2 separate regions of the Homo sapiens genome follow, and region 2 is linked to region 1. Evidence: read pairs that join two places in POLR2A ChIA-PET (ENCODE). Cell type or tissue: GM12878. All regions are shown on one strand.

The links. ChIA-PET counts read pairs that join two places held together with the same protein. Peaks named below come from ENCODE experiments on the same cell type or tissue, not always from the same donor. Only the 100,000 strongest peaks of a DNase experiment are listed, where the experiment ranks them.
Region 2: POLR2A ChIA-PET joins it to region 1 with 5 read pairs; 4 of 35 experiments call an interaction of 5 or more read pairs at or near these places.

Annotation. Positions count from the first base shown.
Region 1 is chr9:19,241,486-19,243,985 of GRCh38, reverse strand. The region is part of intron 1 of DENND4C (DENN domain containing 4C); the gene reads right to left. Among named protein-coding and RNA genes, the nearest start is that of DENND4C, 12 kb to the right of the region's middle. In GM12878, no CTCF peak of the experiment used is centred here; no DNase peak of the experiment used is centred here.
Region 2 is chr9:19,440,477-19,442,976 of GRCh38, reverse strand. The region is part of intron 4 of ACER2 (alkaline ceramidase 2); the gene reads right to left. Among named protein-coding and RNA genes, the nearest start is that of MAP1LC3BP1, 22 kb to the left of the region's middle. In GM12878, no CTCF peak of the experiment used is centred here; a DNase peak (open chromatin) is centred at 1,006; H3K4me3 peaks cover 681 bases; H3K27ac peaks cover 1,272 bases.

The DNA of each region.
Region 1 (2,500 bases):
TTTAAAAATTACCCAGATGTGGTGGTGCAAACCCACAGTCCCAGCTACTCAGGAGGCTAAGGCAGGAAGATAATTGAGCCTGGAAGGTCGAGGCTGCAGTGAGCGACGACTGTGCCACTGTACTCCAGTCTGGGTGACAGAGCTAGACTTCGTCTCAAAAACAAACAAAAAAATCTGTATGTAAATATTCATAGCAGCACTACTCAGAATAGCCAAAAGGTAGAAGCAATGTAAATGCCTATCAAGTCATGATAAACAAAATGTGGTGTTTCTATAGAACGTAGTATTATTCAGCCATAAAAAGGAATGAAGTACTACTGGACCTAGAAAGCATTATGCTAAGTCGAAGAAGCTGGACACAAAAGGTCACACATTGCCTAAGTCCACTTGTAGGAATATCCACAATAGGCAAATCCACAGAGAGAGAAAACAGATTACTGGGCAGCAGGGACTAGGAGACTGGGAATGGGGAGAGACTGCTTAACGGGTACAGCGTTTCCTTTTAGGATGATGAAAACGTTTGGGAACATTTAGTTTGTGGTAATACTTGCATGACATTGTGAATGTGCCGAACACCACTGAATTACATATTTTAAGTGGTTAAAATGGCAAATTTCATGTTATGTTAATTTTGTCAGAATTTTTTAAAAAAGGAATGAAGGAGTGATACATACTACAACATAGGTGAACCTGAAAAACACTATCCTAAATGAAAGAAGCCAGTTACAAAAGATCACATATTGTATGACTTCATTTCTATGAAATGTCCAAAATAGGTAAATCTATAAAGTCAGAAAATAAATTAGTGGTTATCTAGGGCTAGGGGTCCAGGAGAGAGGGATTGGAGAGTGACTGCTAATGTATACAATGGTTCTTTCTGGGGTGATTAAAATCCTTTAAAATTAGATTATGCTAATGATTGCAAAACTGTAAATCTACTGGAAAACATCAAGATACCCCCCTTTAAATTGGTGAATTTTATGGTGTGTAAATTATATCTCAATAAAGCTAACTTTAAAAAGGAAAAACTTAGGCCAGGCATGGTGGCTTACACCTGTAATCCCAGCACTTTGGGAAGCTGAGGCAGGTGGATCATGAGGTCAGGAGATCGAGACTAGCCTAGCCAACATGGTGAAACCCCATCTCTACTAAAAATACAAAAAATGGCCGGGCATGGTGGCATGCGCCTATAGTCCCAGCTACTCAGAAGGCTGAGGCAGGACAATCACTTCAACCCAGGAGGCAGAGGTTGCAGTGAGCCGAGATCTCGCCATTGCACTCCAGCCTGGTTAACAAATGGAGACTCCGTCTCAAAAACAAAAAAAAAAAAAGAAAGAAATAGCAATGAGATACCAATCCACACCTATTAGAATAGCTACAATCAAAAAAACTGACAATACCAAATACGAATGAAAATGCGAACAGGAACTCTAACATTCACTGCTGATGGAAATACAAAATAAAACAGCCCTTTTGGAAGGCAGTTTGGCAGTTTCTTACAAAGCTAAATACAGGCCTACCATATGATCCAGCAATCACATTGCTGAGGTATTTGATTATCCAAATTGATTTAAAAACTTATAGTTACACAAAACCTGCACACAATGATTATAAGCAGCTTTATTCGTAATCACCAAAACCTGGAACCAAGGATGTCCTTTGACAGGTGAATGGATAAACAAACTGGAATATATCCATACAATGGATTATTTAGCAATAAAAATAAATGAGCTAGCAAACCACAAAATGATGTAAAGGACCCTTAAATGTATATTGCTAAGTGAAAGAAGCTAGTCCAGAAAGGCTACATACTATATGATTTCAATTATAAGACATCCCAGAAAAGGCAAAACTATAGAAATAGTACAAAACAGTAGTTGCCAAGGGCTTGGGGAAAGGCAGAAAGGGCTTAAGAGCTGAAATAGAATAATCTCATGGAGGTGAAACTATTTCTCACAATAATTTAACGGTGGATACATGTTGCCCAGGCTGGTCTCAAACTCCTGGGCTCAAGCAATCCGCCCATCTCAGATTCCCAAAGCAGTGGGATTACAAGCATGAGCCACCACACCCAACCTATGTCATACTTTTAAACATCATTTGAGTGCACTCCTTCTACTTACTTTTTTTTTTTAAGATGAGGTCTTACTGTGTTGCCCAGGCTGGTCCCAATCTCCTGAGCTCAAGCGATCGTCCCACCTCAGCCTCCCAATGTGCTTAGATTACAGGCGAGAGTCACCGTTCTACTTATGTTTTTTAAAAGCTACCTAAAAACAGCCTCAGGCAGTTTCCTTCAGGAGGTAGTCCAGACAGATCCACGTGAGTATTGCCCCTGAAGACCTTCCAGTAGGACAAGACGTGAAGGTAGAAGACACTGATATTGATAATCCTGACCTTGTGTGGGCCCTAGACTAATGTGTGCGCTTATGTTTTCATTTCCGACAAAAAAGTTTAAAAAGTAAAAAAAAAAAGAAAAACGAAAAAAAAAGGCCAGATGCAG
Region 2 (2,500 bases), 200 kb before region 1:
TCTGTAGTCCCAGCTACTCGGGAGGCTGAGGTAAGAGAATCGCTTGAACCCAGGAGGCGGAGGTTGCAGTGAGCCGAGATAGTGCCACCGCACTCCAGCCTGGGCGACAGAGCGAGACCCCATCTCAAAAAAAAAAAAAGTATTTATTGGGCACCAAATTCCATGCTAGGCACTATAAAATACAAAATAAATAGGCCTCTTGCCTTGAATTTAAAAAATAAAATGAAAATAGGCAAGAACAAATATCAACAAATACATAGACAATTAGTCTGGGACACGAGGATCTATGAACATCCAGTGAAATTAAACCTAGAAAGTTTGGCTTAAGGAACACACCAGAACGGAGAGCAATGTGTTGGAGATGTCCTGCATGGAGGGCATCAACCGAGAGGGAGGTGCCCGGCCGTTAGTCACTGTAAGTGCCAGGACAGGGCCGGCTTGGCATGTACGAGGCAGGAGGGAGGCTCTGTAGAGCCTGGTCTCAGGGCAGCCTGTTACCTTTCTCTGCTTCTAGAAGAAGCAGATCCTGCTAGAAGCTGCTGACCAGCCTTATTTGCACTCGGGGCTTGTCCAAAGCTGCGGTCCATTAGGTTTCACTCCCATTTCTCAGGGCTTTTATCAAAATATCAATGTGAAGTGAAAAAGGGCGGACAAAAATCACATGTACAGCAGGACCTTATTCTACAAGAGAAAAGTCTGAATCTCTCCCATTTCTTCTCTTCTAGACCCTTGATTATATTCTCAATTTTTTCTTAACAATAAAATCACTCCTATAATCAGAAAAAGTATTTTTTTAAATATCAATGTATCTGAGTTACTCGGCAATGTACTTAACACCACCAATTTCAGTGTCAGGTCATGACCCAAAATCAGCATAAACTTTTGTTTTCTCATGGTCTAAGGGAGAGTTCAGAAAAGACAATGGAAATACTTCTCAGGAAGCTGGTTAAAAGAAATGACTAGAAACAAGCTTTAGGAATAAAGGCTAAAGAGAAAGAGAAAGTGAGAAAACAGTTCCTCCTCTATTACCTCTGAGCAAACTAGCGTGCAGTGAGAAACATTCAACTCAGACATAACATCATTGCAGGTGACAACCAGGGAAGATTCGGGAAAGAGGTCTAAGAGCAATAAGGGCATCCTTTTGTCTGGGTATTTTATCAAAGCAGGGAAACAACCGTCTTTTCTTTTCCTGGCTGGGAACTGGTGTGGTAAGTGACAAAGCAGTGAAAAAAGAGACCCCGTCCCTGCCTATGTGAAGTCGATGTTCAGCAGAGGGGACAGACAACAAACAAAACAATATAAATAATATAATTACAATCAGGATGGGTGCCATAAAGGAGAAGTTCAGGGTCCTGGAACAGCATATAAATAGCTCAGCCCAAACTGAAGGATGAGTATAAGTTAGCCAAGCAAGAGGGCCAGAAAAAGGGATGGCATAAATAAGGAAGGGGCTGGGGCTGGCAGGTGCAGGGTCCCCAGAAGAAACAGAAGGTCAGAGTGGCTGAGGATGGAAGGCAGAGGAGCTTCTTGTGGGAGTGATCAGCTCACAGGGGAAGGCTGGAGCATGTCAAGGATTTGGAACTTTATCTTCATTGCAACATCGACTGGTAGAAAAATGACTGTGCTCAGGGCTGGGCATGTGGCTCATGCCTGTAATCTCAGCAATTTGGGAGGCCAAGGAGGGCAGATCATGAGGTCAGCAGATTGAGACCATCCTGGCTAACATGGTGAAACCCCATCTCTACTAAAAATACGAAAAAGTAGCCAGGCATGGTGGCACATGCCTGTGGTCCCAGCTACTTGGGAGGCTGAGGCAGAAAAATCGCTTGAACCCGGGAGGCGGAGGTTGCAGTGAGCTGTGAGATCATGCCACTGCACTCCAGCCTGGGTGACACAGTAGGACTCTGTCTCAAAAAAAAAAAAAAAAAGAAAAAGAAAAAGAAAAATGTGCTGAAATGGCATGTTTGGGGAAGGAAGAGGATGCCAGGTTTCAGGCTTCAGTAACTGGGTAAATGGTGCTCCCCTTTTCTGCAACTTGAAATATGATGAAGAGAATCAGAGCTAGAAAAGGCAGATCAGGAATCTGGGTTTGGTCAAGTTGAATTTGAGATGCCTGTGATACATGGAATTAGACAGGTTAGGCAGGCAGCTAGACACATAATAGTAGAGTTAAGAGGAAGGACTGGGTTGGAGACGTAAGTTTAGGAGTCATCCACATATGTAGAGGAATTAAAGCCACAGAAGTAGAGGAGATCTTTCAGGGGGACGTAAAAAGGGAGAAAAACAGTGTCTTAATCCATGCAGGCTGTTATAACAAAACATTGTATACTGGGTGGCTGATAAAAACAGAAATTTGTTTCTCATAGTTCTAGAGGCTGGGAAGTCTGAGATCAAGGTGCCAGCAGAATCAGTGTCTAGTGAGGGCCATTCCTCACAGATGACACCTACTAGAGCTGTGTCCTCACATGGTAGAAGGGCCAAGGCAGCTCTCTGGGACCTC